Linked DNA regions of Mus musculus: region 2 is linked to region 1. Evidence: chromatin loops called from intact Hi-C (ENCODE). Cell type or tissue: gastrocnemius. All regions are shown on one strand. Links, peaks and the distances in the headings refer to the core of each region. The heading gives the core; the rest is flanking DNA. Region 1 overlaps Ikbkg (inhibitor of kappaB kinase gamma). Region 2 has its middle 21 kb from the start of Gm39521.

Evidence for each region. Hi-C counts contacts between places; a loop is a spot of excess contacts. Peaks named below come from ENCODE experiments on the same cell type or tissue, not always from the same donor. Only the 100,000 strongest peaks of a DNase experiment are listed, where the experiment ranks them.
Region 2: a loop joins it to region 1, with 8 times the contacts of the local background. A loop is called at or near these places in 2 of 42 quality-filtered maps.

Annotation. Positions count from the first base shown.
Region 1 is chrX:74,448,645-74,456,982 of GRCm38, reverse strand. It overlaps Ikbkg (inhibitor of kappaB kinase gamma), which reads right to left. Exons shown (of 10, transcript NM_010547.2): 10 at 3,205-8,338. Among named protein-coding and RNA genes, the nearest start is that of Ikbkg, 23 kb to the right of the region's middle. In gastrocnemius, for the core only: a CTCF peak has its summit at 4,047 (motif pointing left); no DNase peak of the experiment used is centred there.
Region 2 is chrX:74,876,906-74,885,243 of GRCm38, reverse strand. No RefSeq gene overlaps it. Among named protein-coding and RNA genes, the nearest start is that of Gm39521, 21 kb to the right of the region's middle. In gastrocnemius, for the core only: a CTCF peak has its summit at 4,924 (motif pointing right); no DNase peak of the experiment used is centred there; H3K4me3 peaks cover 283 bases.

The sequences.
Region 1 (8,338 bases), core at 30-8,029:
TCAAGTGATTTTATCCTCTCTTCTATTAATGAATGTCTTCAGGTTGAATATGAGTCTTCTTTTTGAGATAATTGTGTCTCCAAGAAGCTACACAGCTATATAGGAGTACATTGAGAAATATAACCTTAGGTTGTGGGCAAGTGCTTATTTTATTATGGGGTATCCACAGAGAAGACTGCTCAGACATAGGTTTAAGCCAATAGAAAGTCTTTATTAGTCAGTCAGCAATTACACTGGGTGTTCGGGATCCCAGCGCAGCCCCCAAGCCTTTCTCAGGTTGTGCCTTTAAACACAAAAAACAAATCCTTGGTTAACATAATTCAGTTAAGAAAAATGGTTAGCTAGAAGAACTACAGAAGCAAAAAAAGAGTTAAGATTAGAATATTTAGAGACTTTCCCAGAACTATGGACTTTGATGGATTTTAGGTCTTTGTTTTTGTTTTGGCAGGTGGTGCTATCTAAGTACATTCACAGCCTAAATGGTATTTCCATCATGTAACCAGTTGTGCTAAAGTCTGGGGACTTTTACAGTTTGAGTGGCTACATTAATGTAGCAGTGTGATGCTTTTGATTTACTTACTTTTTACAATAAAATAATTCTTGTATAATATTGTTTTAAAAGAAGATAAGTTTGCCAACCAGTGGTGGTGCAGGACTTTAATCCCAGCACTCAGGAGGCAAAGGCAAGCAGATCTCTGAGTTCAAGGACAAGCTATTCTACAGAGCAAGTTCTAAGACACCCAGTGCTACAGGGAGAAAGCTGTGTGTAGGGTGTGTGTGTGTGTGTGTGTGTGTGTGTGTGTGTGTGTGTGTGTGTGTGTTTCAAGCTGAGCCAAGGGATACACACATGTAATCCAGCAGCTAACAGGTTGAGGTAGGAGGATGGTTTCAGGAGTAGATAAACATCCTCAGAGCTACTTAGGTTCTTCCTGTTATATCAGGAACAGATGATACCCACACTTTGTGGGCTTTTAAAAAGGAACATGAGGGAAAATACCTTAAAGATCTAACCCACCATGATGTACCTTATGAATATCCTAGTTGTTTTATAAATATCCACTAAGACACCTTACAAAAAATAACAAATCCAAAGCTAGTTAGATGTCTCAGTGGGGAAAAAAAAAAACCAACTGCCACCAAGCCAGAGAACCTGAGTTCCAGCCTTAGGAACTATATGGCTGAATAAGAAAACAGACTCATTCATGCCAGTTGTCCTCTGCACTCTGTATATCTGCTATAGCACATACAATAAATACATAATTTTTAAAAAGTCATGTAATATACAGAATGAACAGATCATACTTATATATTTAGAAACATAGACATACACACATGTATATGTGTATATATATACATGCATATGTATATACATATACATGTATGTATGTAAAACAATAATGAAATATGAGACCATAAATTTGAAAAAGAACAAGGAGAAGTATATGAAAAGGTTTGGATGGAGGAAAGGAAAGACAGAAATGATGTAATTGTATTATCTCAAATTTAGAAATAATAAAAATAAAAATAATAAATCCTATGAGGCTAGAGAGATGGCTTATTGGTTAAGAGCATTTGCACTTTCGGGGAACCCAAGTTTGTTTTCTATCATCCATGTCAGGCAGACCACAACTCTCTGTAACTCCAGCTGCAGGCAGTCAGATCCTCTAGCATCTACAAACACCTGTACCTATGTGCATACTCCATACATGTATACATATACATAACTAAAAATAATTTGCAAACAAAATAAAAAGAAAAAAAGAGAAAAAAATTTGCAAATAAGTATTTTTAAATGAAAAATCCAATATCTCACCCTGATAACTATCAGCAATGTTCTATCATTTGCTAAATATATTAAATTCTTGCTGCTTCCCTTCAAGATACCTTCAGAATTATCAAGGTAATTCTGGCACAATAGCAATAACAGTTGCTATTGTTATGTGCCCACTTTTATTTCAGCCTGCAGTCATTTTGATTTTTATGCCTAATGCAGCTAAATGTGTCTCAGTTTTTCTTTAAGAGCATCCTTATATTTCTGGGACAATATTATTTGGCTCCTTGTGCTTTCTCTGTCCTAACCCTGGAACCTGTCAATTCTCTAGTAAACACAAAACCTGATCCTCTACAGCTTGGAGTCCCTCTTTTGTATCTTCAAGTGTGAAGTCTCCCCATTAATGCACTGATTCCTACATAGTGTGATTCCCTTTCATTCTAACACAGATGTAAGTTCCTTACACTTTCTGTGACTCTGCCTATTATAGCCAAAATGGGCCCCACATAGTGGTTCTCAACGTTCCTAATGCTGCAACCTTTAATACAGTTCGTCATGCCGTAGTAAGCCCCCACCCATTAATTTTCATATTGCTACTCCACAACTGTAATTTTGCTACTGTTATGCATCATAATGTAAATATCTGACACGCAGGATATCTGATATGTGACCCCAAAAGGGTTGCAACCCACAGGTCAAGAACCACTAGACAGTGGTCATAGAACTCAGCCCATTGTGACATTGTAACCCATCCTAAACTCTTCTTTCAGTCACACAAAATATTTAGAGCAAATATCCTTACCCTTTTCACATCTGTGTCCCTTTTCCATTAATATACTTAACTATGGAGCCAATCTTTAAATCCATAAGAGCATGGATGGGCCTGCCAGACTGACAAATCAAATTCCATCCCAGCCCTGATCCTAGGATACTTGGCACCAGTGAAATCAAAAAAGCTGCTGTGCCTAGGTGGTCTCTTCTTTCCCACTGGCCACTACCTATCATACTTGCCCACTTAATTTTGTTCCTCTATTGGTGTAGTAGGTAGGGCCCATGTGTTGTCCAGTCCATGCTGATTTAGAGGCAACTGCTAGTCTTCAGTTAGTTCCAATTGTGGAACTCAGAAGAAAGGCTATGGTGTGATCATTCTATTTTGTGAGACAAAGTCAGTCACACATGTCTCACCTCCAGCTCTGCCCTTCTACTTAGTGGAACAATGCCAAGAGCTCATCAATAGTTCACCTGTCAAACAGCTTCAAAAGCAAATATTTGGGGAGAAGGGTTGTGGGAGGGGGTGACCAGGAATGGGACAGTGAGCGAGATATAAAGTGAATAAGTAAAAATTAATAAAATTAAATTTAACAAAAGCAAATATTCAACTCTTTTTATATCATCTTCGTTGTCACAAAAAGTTCTGGAAAACTGCAGGGCTTAGATAACATTTTAAATGCCAGTTTTATTGCAACCTAATCCATATACAACAAAAGTCATTCATCTGAAGTGTTCCTTGCACATTCACAAATGTATGAGTATCGCCATAGCCAATTTCAGAATATTCTCATTTTCCCTCAAAGAACTTTGTATTCATTAACTATCACTCTCTCCTCACCCCTCTCACCTCCAGGGAATCACCAGTTAACTTTTTGTTTTATGAGATAGGATCTTGCTATGAAGCCTAAGCCAGCCTAGAACTCATTAACATCTTGCTTCAACTTTGAGTGCATGCTCTACCACAGACTGGCCCAACTGGCTTTCTTCCAAATTCTGTTTTTCATATCTGAAACCAAGACACTCATTAAAAACCTGAACAAAATGAAAAAAATAAGCTAGTCAGATATATTTATAATCCTAGCACTGGAGAGGCTGAGGATGGCTGTAAATTCAAGGCCATCGTGGATTACATAATAAGTTCCAAACTAGACAGGGCTGTCAAAGTCAGGGGAAGGTAAATAAAGTGAGAAGCTGATAACCAGGGATTGTAGCTCAGTGATGGTATGAATGCTTACATGTGAAAGACCCTGGGTTCTATCCCCAGCACCACAAAAAAAGGCTATTGGTACTATAGTCCTAAAATAAGATTTCTGTACTATAATTTCTAGTACATTAATAACTTCTATAAGTCACCAATTATGGTGACAAGTGACGTCCATGAAGATATTGGCAGGGGAATCCTGATATCGTCTCAGACAAGCTCAGCCATCAGTAAATGCAGTTTCCCTGTGTTGAGTATACGACTAAATTGATACGGCTTCTGTCTCCCTCTAGTGGTAGAAAAGAAAAAAACACTAGAAAAGGTCAGTGGTAGTAATGTGAGTTAAAACAGGGTAGTATGATTTAGGATGAAGAGATCAGATGAAAGAACTTTTGTTTACACTTATATGGATGACAAAAAGTAGTCAACAGTACAAATTAGGGAACAGAACTTTCTCAGCAAAGGAGACAACAGGAGCAACAGCCTTAAGAAACAGAAGTGCTGGGCTGGTGAGATGGCTCAGTGGGTAAGAGCACCCTACTGCTCTTCCAAAGGTCTGGAGTTCAAATCCCAGCAACCACATGGTGGCTCACAACCATCCGTAACAAGATCTGACTCCTTTTCTGGAGTGTCTGAAGACAACTACAGTGTACTTACATATAATAAATAAATAAATAAATCTAAAAAAATTTAAAAAAAAAAAGTGCTAAGTGGTTTGAGGAAAGGAATAGAAGGCCAGTGTAGAATTGGCTGAGCTTTTAGAGAAGTTGACATGACATTAGATCAACACAAGGCTGAAGATGGAGTTTAGGTCTCAAGTAACAGAAAATCAGTGGAGAGCACTAAGCAAAGTGGAAACAGATTTACCAGATCACACTGGTTGCCAGTAGCAATGGATAAAAAAGAGCCTGCAGTTTCAATATGAAACTGCACCTAACAGTCAAGGCAAGATGAAGGGACCCAGGACATCTCACACTGAGCCTGGCTAGATCAGAATTGAACATCAAACAACTTCTCTCATAACTAACTTCCACTGTTACCTAGTCCTCCCAATGGTAGATAGATTGTCCAGGTACCCAGGCAGGAAACCAAAAGTCCAGCAATCCCTCTCTTCCATGTCCATAATGTTGGCTGCAGCTCCATACCTAAGACCCTCATGCTGCTCTGACCTTCTCTGCAAATCATCTCTTTCCATCACTGTCACTAGATACTGAACAAAATGCTTCCATGTTTCCAAATACCCACCTGTATACAACACTGGTGTGCTTATAAAAAGGAAACACAAGATGGCCATGTGACAAAAGTGGCAGAGGCAGAGATGCAGGTACAACTAGAGAAAACTAAGAATTTCTGGGACCTGCCACACACTGGAGAGGGGCACTGGAATGGGTTATCCCTTATGAGGAACCCACTTCTCAGATGCCTGCCATCCTTAACAGGGAGAGGAAATCTGTTGCCTAAGCTCCCTAACGTGTGGTACTTTGTTGCTGCAACCACAGGAAATTCAAGCCCCAAATTAGTTGACTTGGCCCCTTTCACCACTCTGTTGTGTCAATAATGAGCTTTCCTCAGCCATAGGCAGAAGAAACCTCAGAGCTGTGTGTAACAGCTACTTCCTATGTAATACAGGGGAATTAAAGAGATAGAAATAGCAAAGAAAACCTTTGTTACTGGCAATCCTACCCCTACATCCAACAAGGGAGGACAGAGTGCATGCTTGAAAGTCTTACTTCTTTATTTCATATTTTATACATAATTTAATCCTCGGGCCTTTTTATACCATCGTACAGAGAATGTTCATGTAATAAAATGTTCAAGATGCTAGCCATGCAGGCCTGTGTCATCGGATATGTTGTATCTTATTTCATCACAGCCTTGGGTGGTAACAGATGATGGTGCCATAACACTGGAGAGGCACTCCAATGAAGCAGTCACTGTGAGGACCAAACTGTTGTCAGGTAAAGAGGGCTGGGGATGCTTCCAAAGTGCTTGTTCATCTCTCCAAACTCCCACCTTGAAAGGGGAAACACTAAAAGGTAGGCCTTACCTTGCCTGAGGGTGTCACACACAGGGCTGCAATTGTTCCTTTTTAGATATCATTCCTACCTACAATCTGCCTTATCGTTTATTACTTCAGTAGGTGAAGCACTCTGTACTGTCTTACTGGCTCTCTGGTTTTCTCTTGGGCATGGGCCAACAGGAAGAGAGCATACATAAGAAGCACTATCTATTCCAGAACAGGTCTTCTGGAAAGGGCATGCTTCTAGCTGTATGGATCTAAAAGTTGTCTGCCAGAGGCCACATAAAATTTGTGCAAAAGCAAGTAGACTAATTCCTGAGGGGAATGGAACGACCACTTTTTCCAGTTCTAGCTTAAGTAATTCTGCAAAAGAAAAGAGCATGTCTCATGTCAAAAAGATGGTAGAATCTCAAATCTTTGATGTACGGTTAATCATACACCATACTGCAGGGTAAGTCGGTGGCAAGGGCTCCCACCTTCTAGAAGGGTACTAGGTCCCAACCATTACCTTGTGCCACCCTCAGATTTGTCTTGACCAGTGCATGAAGCCCATGTTTTCAAGCTTCCTACTGTGTAACCTGGGTCACACCTGCTTTCTGGGACCCTTTCAGGATAAAGTACTGGTCAGAAATGCACCTATGCATCTCTGTTTATCCAAGAAGCGTGAAGCTCATGCAGCCACTGCAGGCAGCCCAACAGCTCTCTCCTACTATAGCCAACCTGCCTTTCCCAATCATTCCCACTGACCCTACTAACAGCATCAAGCACTGACAAGGGTCTGCCTTCAAACTCTGAAGACTACTGGTCATCACCCTAGAGACCAGGTCTCTCTAGCAGAATTACAAGGCTTTAAAGGCCCTGCCTTTGGGCTGCATTTACTCAGGTTCTGATGATATCCATACTCCGGGTTATATAAGCCCAAACCCCCATAATGTGAGAACAAGACTTTATTTGGGGAAAGGATCTTGGTAGGTGGAATGAGTTAAGGGTCTTGAACTGGAGATCCTCCTTAATCTAATCAAATAGACCCCACATGCACAACATGGTTTCCTTATGAGACAGAAGAGAGGAAGAAACCACAAGGCCCTAGAACCAGAAACTGGAGTGATGGGTCTATGAGCCAAGCAACACCAAGGACTACCACAAACCACTGAAAGTTAAGAGAATGCCTGGAATTGATTCTCACAGCCTCCAGAAAAAACTTAATATGTGGCTTCCAGACAGGAAAGAGTGATTTGTTGTTGTTGTTGTTGTTGTTGTTGTTCTTGCTCTTCCAAGTTTAGGAAAAATTTTAAAGCAGCTATAGAAAAGTGATATATACCACCACAAAACTGGACTCAACCTAAACCAATAGTATTCCTAAAGGAAAATTATAGATTAGGTATTTAAATGAAAACACATAAGCAAAGAACTTGTTTGTTCCTTTAACATTTTCCTAAAGATCTTTCTGATAGATACCTGGGAATTAGGAAATGGAAAACTTACTCTGCATCCCCTGAAAATTCCGAGAAAGCCCCCAGCTCAGGATTACTTTTTAAATCCTTTTTTATAATCTGAATTCTACTTAGCCTTCTCACTCTTAATGGGAAAGAAACCATGTAAATAAAAGCCCCCGGGATGGATTCACAGATACCACTCAGAACCATGAAAGCTTACAGGAGGGCAGGAAGGATTTAGACCTAAGGAATGAGCAAGGCATATTTATTGCTTTCTCAACTACAACTTCCTTTCCTTTACTAGAACTGCAGGTCTAATACCAATGACGGTAAGGTCCCACAAAATGTCTAGAACCTTGCAAAACAAGTGAAGTGTTCCCTTTTCTGTGATCAGTCAGTCACTGCTAAATGGTTCCCTAGGACATTTTGGCTGGTGAAGAACATGTGATCACAAACTCCAGGAGTGTGATGAACTATGGCCACCACCATTCACAGAAGGTAACAATGTGCTTGGCAAAAACAAGAGCACACTGGGGCTAGAAAAAGGAAAGCATACATGTGAAATACCTTTCTGTTGACAAAGCAGTCATAATTCCAAAGTCAAAAAACTAGGAGTAAAGAATGGGTAAGTAGGAGTATAAAACAGCTTCTAGGCCCCAAAACACTAACAATCAATGTGGAACAAGGGGTGCACTTCTGTAATAGTCAAAACCAACCTGACTGATAATCAAAAAGCTCTACAAAGCCCAAGAACAAATGGCAATGTCCCAACAGAAAAATGGGTAGGAATTATGAAAATCCAAGTTACATCAGAGGAATTAAAAAGGGCCCACATGCCCCAGAAAAAGACACTTAAGCAAATTCTTTAGTAAAGAATGGTATATCTTAGAGATGGCAAAAATCCAAAGGTCTGCCCACCTCCTCCAGGGCAAGGATCCAATGTCACATCTAAGCATCTGTCCTAAAGGTACACACAGATCAGTGTACAAGTACTTTCACTACACCATTAATTACAGTAACAAAAGGACAGAATACTTTCCACATGTCTACCAGAGGTAACACATGTTATAGACCCAAGTGCCACATGCCCTGGGAGGAGAGCCTGCAGTTCACCGGCAAGAAAGGTACCAGTTGGAGAG
Region 2 (8,338 bases), core at 269-8,268, 430 kb before region 1:
AGTCTGTTTATTCTTTGTGTACAGAAAGGCCATTGACTTGTTTGAGTTAATTTTCTATCCAGCTACTTCACCGAAGCTGTTTATCAGGTTTAGGAGTTCTCTGGTGGAATTTTTAGGGTCACTTATATATACTATCATATCATCTGCAAAAAGTGATATTTTGACTTCATCTTTTCCAATTTGTATCCCCTTGATCTCCTTTTGTTATCGAATTGCTCTGGCTAGGACTTCAAGTACTATGTTGAAGAGGAAGGGAGAAAGTGGGCAGCCTTGTCTAGTCCCTGATTTTAGTGGGATTGCTTCAAGCTTCTCACCATTTACTTTGGTGTTGACTACTGGTTTGCTGTAGATTGCTTTTATCATGTTTAGGTATGGGCCTTGAATTCCTGATCTTTCCAAGTCTTTTATCATGAATGGATGTTGGATCTTGTCAAATGCTTTTTCTGCACCTAATGAGATGATCATGTGGTTTTTGTCTTTGAGTTTGTTTATATAATGGATTACATTGATGGATTTTCGTATATTAAACCATCCCTGCATCCCTGGAATAAAACCTACTTGGTCAGGATGGATGATTGCTTTAATGTGTTCTTAGATTCGGTTAGCGAGAATTTTATTGAGGATTTTTGCATCGATATTCATAAGAGAAATTGGTCTGAAGTTCTCTATCTTTGTTGGATCTTTCTGAGGTTTAGGTATCAGAGTAATTGTGGCTTCATAGAATGAGTTGGGTAGAGTTCCCTTACCTCTATTTTGTGGAATAGTTTGTGCAGAACTGGGATTAGATCTTCTTTGAAGGTCTGGTAGGACTCTGCACTAAACCCATCTGGTCCTGGGCTTTTTTGACTGGGAGACTATTAGTGACTGATTCTATTTCTTTAGGGGATATGGGACTGTTTAGATCGTTAACTTGATCCTGATTTAACTTGGGTACCTGGTATCTGTCTAGAAATTTGTCCATTTCGTCCAGGTTTTCCAGTTTTGTTGAATATAGCCTTTTTGTAGAAGGATCTGATGGTGTTTTGCATTTCTTCAGGATCTGTTATTATGTCTCTCTTTTCATTTCTGATTTTGTTAATTAGGATATTGTCCCTGTGCCCTCTAGTGAGTCTAGCTAAGGGTTTATCTATCTTGTTGATTTTCTCAAAGAACCAACTCCTTGTTTGGTTAATTCTTTGAATAGTTCTTCTTGTTTCCACTTGGTTGATTTCACCCCTGAGTTTGATTATTTCCTGCAGTCTACTCCTCTTGGGTGAATTTTCTTCCTTTTTTTCTAGAGCTTTTAGATGTGTTGTCAAGCTGCTAGTGTGTGCTCTCTCCAGTTTCTTCTTGGAGGCACTCAGAGCTATGAGTTTCCCTCTTAGAAATGCTTTCATTGTGTCCCAATGAAAGATTGGTGTTTCATTGTGTTCCAATGAAAGGCTTGGTGTTGTGAAATGTGGGATAGTGGATTGATCCTAGTTGGTGGTACCAGGTGGTGGTGGGAGGGGTTTATGGGTCCGTGATTCATGCACTCTATCAGTAGATGCAGCAAGTGCAGGAGTTCAAAGTGGTACTTGGCTACATGCTGATTCTGAGGCCAGCCTGTGCTGTGTGGAGCCCTTTCTCAGGACAAAACAGGCAATAGGCAAAATGAAAAAAAAAACCCTGATCATCAGGAATGACAAGTTGGCAACCAGAGTTCTAACACTGAGCTCAACTCAAGTTTTACTTGGTAACTGGAATGTTCTTCTGCAGTTGCTAATTTTTAGGAAAATGGGGGTGGGGGTGAGAAAGAGAATGAGAAAGCCTGTGCCCCTTGTCCCTCAGTAGGCATGGCTGCTTACTACTCTTCTACATCCTAAGAGAGAACGATAGTTCCTTGCTCCATGAGTGCCACCATTTAGCAGGAAACTGAATCACTAGAAAACATTCCCACCCTATCCTGCTAAGTGGAATCACTTGCAAGGCTCTGCCTATTTATTTATATACTTACTTATTTCAGAAAACCTGTTTTATTAAAACTAAGTTTCAAATAAATTATATCACATTAAAGCTGTAAAGAGAAAAAATCCAAAACCAGTTTGTTCCTTCATATAGAATCAGGCAGCTGCTGCTGGTGAGTTGCAGGTTCTATATCCAGCTAAGTGACTGATTAGGTACCATTTTGGTATTTGTTCCCTGTCACATGTTTAAATGATACTAATCTGGCAACACATTCCATGGTTTGGATACCCCTAAATTAAGAGTATCTGGTTTCAAAAAGAAGGAAGGAAAGTAGGAAATAAGGGAGGGGGGAGGGTGGGAGGAAGGAAGCGAGAAAGAAATGAATGAAGTGAGGAGTTAAGGGAGGGAGGAGGGAGGGAGGGAGAGAGGGAGGGAGGGAGGGAAGGATGGAGGGAGGGAGGGAGAAAGCAAGAAAGCAGGGACGGAAGGACTAAAGAAAGAAAGGAAGGAAGGAAGGAAGGAAGGAAGGAAGATAAAGGAAAGAAAGAAAGAAAGAAAGAAAGAAAGAAAGAAAGAAAGAAATAAGGAAAGAAAGACAGAAAGAAAGAAAGAGAGAGAGAGAGACAGAGAGAGAGAGAGAGAGAGAGAGAGAAAGGGAGGGAGGAAGGAAGGAAGGAAGGAAGGAAGGAAGGAAGGAAGGAAGGAAGGCCTCAAATATAATAGTAAGCTGCAGGCTGATGATTCCCAACATTTACACAAGGAAAACATCCAGTTTGTCCTGACCAGTGGAGCTAAACAGTCACTGTAAAATACCTGCAATAATTAGTAGCCATCTTATGAGGAAGCTCCATTATAGGGCTCATCTATGTCAGCCTTATAAAGCTGAAAAAAGCTAAGCAAAGCAAAGCAAAGCAAAGCAAAGCAAAGCAAAGCAAAGAAAAGAAAAAAGTCCAAGTATTTTTTTAAAGGTACCCCAAATGGTTACATTATACAAGCTGTGAGTTTCTCAGTCTTGTGACAGGGGACAGAATGGAAATTTTACTCATTGCTCAGAAATCCTCACTTAAGCTCCAGAGAGCTACTGAACCTTCAGCTGATCATCCTTAGCTCATCTAGTCTCTATCAGAACTGGCATGTTCTTTTGCACTGGTCACCCTGTAGCTGAATTGCATCCCATATTCTGGAGGCTCACTGATACTGCTGTTGCAGGAAAATTTCCCCCTTAATGCCTTCACTAGGTTCTTTTTTAAAGTAATCATCAGCTATTTTGGACAGTAGCAATAAGAGACTCATATTAAATTCTTATATGGAAAGAGGCCTTAGTGCCAGCAGTACATGCAGGTAATGACCCTTTCTTGGATCACCAAAGGAGTTAAAATGGGGCTTCTCACTAAGGAACATCAACCCCATTAGGTTATGCCTGCCTGGTGAAGAATGTGGAGCTTCCTTGTATAAGGTGGCATTCTCAGACCAAATGGTCAATTTTGGTGAAGGTGTGAATGGAACCATCTATCAGTGTCTTAACATCTTAGACTGTCCAAGACAGATAAGACCTGCTTGCACAGGCACTCTGAATAACCCCTGGGTTATACTGTATAACCCATGAATAATGCCATGCTGGGGGTTTCTGTGGTCCTCCGAATCAGTGGCACATGTGGGTGAGACAGCTTAGAGGAAATCCATATTGAAGGGTTCCATTTGTATCAGTGTGAAAAATGAGATTGGATCAGCACTGGAAACATACATAAGTGTCCCAGCAGCTTTCAGCATTTGCTGCATGGTGCATATGTTCTTCACTGCATTAAAAATATCACACACACACACACACACACACACACACACACACTCACACACACACACACACACACACACACACACACCAAAGGCCAAATTTTCAGTGTTATTATTCTCTCACATGACTCCCTGACAGGCACTGTCACAAATGTCTGCTTTAGCTTCCCTATGTTCCTGTAGCTCCTGCAAAGTGTGTCCTATGAAAGGTAACAACCCCAGGAGTTGACTTCCAGTTGTTGAAGCATCTCTACTGGGTCCAGAGACATTTGGTATCTGGGGAAGGACGGCTGCCTCTGCAGCTGCCACTCCTGACTCCACAGGGGTCTGGGGACTGAGACTGCCTGGAAAAACCTGGCTACCAGTACCTTCTGGGTCCCTCACTGGAATAAAACTGCCATGGCCACCCTCAGATGCAGAAGGCTGTGAGCTAGACGGGGCATGAAGAGCTTGAGGCCTAGGTCTACCCTTGTCTTCCTCATTGTCTGCTCTCCCCTCTGGCTTCATACAGCAGAGTGGGAATTCTGTGACTCCCAGGCCTTTCAGATTAGTGTAGAATAGCAGTGTGTGTTCATGTGTGTGTGGGTGGGGAGGTGTGTGGGTGTGGTAATTGTTTGTGTTTGTGAAGTGGTGCCTACCTGTGTCCAAACAGCCTGCACGCAAGAATCTTGCTAAACCTACTCGTTGGTTCCTGTGACTGTTTTGTAGGCCCCATCAGATTTTATTTTTTACATATGGGTGAAAGAAGTACTGCATGGTGGTGACAATAATGTTCCTCTCAGCACCGGCCTCCAACAGAACTGTACCACTCACTGTCTCTTGAATGAGTGAAGTGAAAGGCTCCAGCCTTTATATACAGTGCTTATGTGAAGCCCATTGCCATCTGTGCAGACAGGATCTTGAGAGGATTGGTCTGGCTGAGTCTTAATTCCACCTAGGCCTTGGGTATCAAGGGGTCTCTCTGAGAGCCAAACCACCACTCCTCCCTCACACAGCCCTTCTCCTGGGAACTTGTACAGATGGGACCTATCATAGGTAACTGCTCAACCCAACCTAGGCAGGATCCTGAGTCTGTGCTGGTCCATCTGCACACAAAGCCTCATCATTCAGGAGGCAGCAGCCAGGGCTCTCAGAGAGGCCTGACACCCATCCAAAACAAGCCATGGACAGATAGAAGGATTGGGAACACCCAAGACTGTAAAGGGCTGCAATCTACGTGCCGCCACTAGATGGTGCTAAACCTCATTGTGCGCAGCTGCGAGAGCACAGCCAGCCAAAATCACCAGTCCTTCTCCGAGGCTTTTGCCCAACCCCTGGGGGCTTTAACCTATCCCCAGGGTGCATGAGGATCATGGGTGTTGCTACCAGTCCTAGTTTAGACACGTCACCAAAAGTATTTAAGCCACACACTTTCTGAGCTTTCTTTGTCTACCTCAATATGATATAGAAGTAAAAGTTAACCGTGGAAGAATCTGGTGTGTCCTGTGTTTATTTCCCGCGGGACGGGGATAAGCTCAGGATACTTGGTGCCGAAACCCGGGAAAAAACGCCTTAACAACGCGGCACCTAGAGGAGACCCTCCGACCAACCGGAGCAGATTCAGAACCACGGTGGATTTTGGAATTCCGAGAGCATGCTGAATCCTTGTAAGTAACTCTGATCCTTCTTAATCCCTCCCCTTAACTGAAAGCCTTTTGTTCTCATGCTGGCTGTGTTAACCCTATTTCTCCCGGTTTGATCCTGCACTCACCAGAAGTGGCGCTGAAAGAAAAAGTTTTGAATGCTGTTAAGCACGATCAGACGGACGTATATAAGCCGCAGTGCTTGTCTCATATTTAAGCCTCTCGTAGATAAGGGAGCAGTATGGGAAATTCACATTCTGTAACTACAGCTCTACACTCTGTTTTAAAACAGCGAGAGATAAAAGTTTCTACAAGAACCTTAGAAACGTTCATTAAGGAAATAGAACGTATATCACCTTGGTACGCGTGTTCAGGGTCGTTAACTCTTTCCTCTTGGGAGAAATTAAGGGAAGACTTAGCTAAGGAACAACAGAATGGGAAATTAAAGGCAGGGACCATGCCATTATGGAAACTGGTGAGATCGTGCCTGGAGGATGAGAGATGCCATCCAGCAATAATAACAGGGCAGGCAATATTAGAAGAAGTACAGGACAGTATGGCAGAAACGGAATGGTGTGAAAGGTAAAGAGCTCTAAAAAAGGAAAATGTGCACAAAGAAAAAAGCCCTTCCAGAGACCTTGAGTCAGAGGAAGTGAAAAATTTGAGGATAAATCCTCAGGGAGAGAAAAAGGAAAAGGAGAAAGTTCAGAAAAGGAAAAGCCTTTATCCGGTAAAGGAACTAGAGGCTTTGAAGCTTGATAGTTTAAAAGCAGATGAGCTTAGCTCCTCTGAGGAAGAGGAGTCACATTATGAGGCAGCTCATTATAAAAAAGAAAGATACCATCCAGAGGAAAGGCGAGTGAAGAAATCAGAGAAAAAATTAAAAGTTACTGGAGACACAGAACAGGCCACCTCTGGGCCTTCTAGTCTCAATACACCTCCACCTTATGTGGAGAAATTTTATTCTGATTCTTTTCTTTCAAAGGAGGAAAAGAAAAAATTATATCAGGCATTTCCTGTCTTTGAAGCTGCAGATTGAGGGCGAGTACACGCCCCCATGGAGTATACTCAGATAAAAGAACTTGCTGAGTCGGTTCGCAATTATGGAGTTAGTGCCAACTTCACTATCTCCCAAATTGAAAGATTTGCTACTTTAGCCATGACCCCAGGAGACTGGCAGACAACAGTGAAGGCTGCACTCCCTAATATGGGGCAATATATGGAGTGGAAAGCGTTGTGGCATGATGCTTCTCAGACACAGGCCAAAGTTAATGCCACTGCTGAAGGCAATCAGAGAAATTGGACATTTGAATTATTAACAGGACAAGGGCAATATGCTAATAATCAGACGAATTATGATTGGGGAGCATACAATCAAATCTCCACTGCTGCCATTAAGGCGTGGAAGGCACTTTCCAAAAAGGGAGAGTCTGGAAGATACTTGACAAAAATTATACAAAATCCTCAGGAGTCATTCTCAGACTTTGTAGCTAGAATGACAGAGGCAGCAGACAGAATTTTTGGAGACTCTGAACAGGCAATGCCTTTAGTGGAACAGTTGATTTATGAGCAAGCCACTCAAGAATGCAGAGCAGCAATTACACCTAGAAAGAGCAAAGGACTGCAAGATTGGTTAAGGGTATGCCGTGAGCTTGGAGGCCCCTTATCTAATGCAGGGTTAGCGGCTGCCATCCTGCAAGGCCAAAGGCATTCAGATACAAATAGTAATAACAGGGTCTGCTATAACTGTGGCAAACCAGGGCATATGAGAAGAGACTGCCAGGCACTCGTAAAAGGGAAAGTGCTAGGGCTATGTACCAGGTGTGGAAAAGGCTATCATCGAGCCAGTGAGTGTCGTTCAATTAAAGACGTCAGAGGCAGATTTATTCAGTCTGGACCTCAGGCAGAAAGAAGTGAAGACAATTCAAAAAATGAGTTTCTGGGCCCCAGGTCCCAGGGCCCCAAAACATATGGGATCCCAGCTCACAACAGGCAGACACTACAGTCCACAGAGCTGCAGAAGTCTCAGCAAGAGTGGATCTCTGTGCCATCACTCGATTCATGCTGACACCCTCAATGGGGATGCAGCCCATTCCCACTGACTTCAAAGGGCCTCTGCCATCCAGAAGTGTTGGCCTAATACTGGGCCAGGCCTCCTTGGCTTTACAAGGCCTCATTATCCACCCTGGAGTCGTAAATCAAGACTATGAGGGGGAACTTCAAGTTCTTTGTTCCTGTCCTCAAGGTGTTTTTTCTATAGCACAAGGAGATAAAATAGCTCAGCTAATAGTCTTGCCAAGCCTACATGGCTACTCCCCCTCCCCTGGTGTCCTTCAAGCTGCTAGAGAAATTGGCTCTGCTAAAAATGATTCTGCTTACTTAATAATGCCTCTTGATTCCAGGCCAACTTTAGAGTTAGTTATAGAAGGGAAACACTTCAAAGGGATTCTAGATACAGGAGCAGATAAAAGTATCATCTCTTCCCACTGGTGGCCGAAAGCTTGGCCCGTTACTCAGTCATCACATTCTTTGCAAGGGTTAGGCTATCAGTCCTGCCCCACTATCAGCTCTCGCACTCTGAGCTGGCAAGCACCTGAAGGTCAAACGGGAAGGTTTACTCCCTATGTCTTACCACTCCCAGTTAATCTTTGGGGGAGAGACATTTTACAGGCACTAGGAATAACCTTGACTAATGAGTACTCACCACAAGCTGTTCAAATGATGAAGAAAATGGGCTATAAAGAGGGAAAGGGATTAGGGAAAAGAGAGCAGGGTAGACTTGAACCTATTCCTCAAGAGGGTAATAAAGGAAGACAAGGCTTGGGTTTTTTCTAGAATCAGCTGTTGAGGGTTCCATGCCCATACCATGGATTACAGAGGAGAATGTCTGGGTTCCTCAATGGCCTCTATCCTCTGAAAAATTAGAAGCAGCCACAAAACTGGTCTCTGAGCAGCTACGCTTAGGTCATTTAGAGCCCTCTACCTCACCCTGGAATACA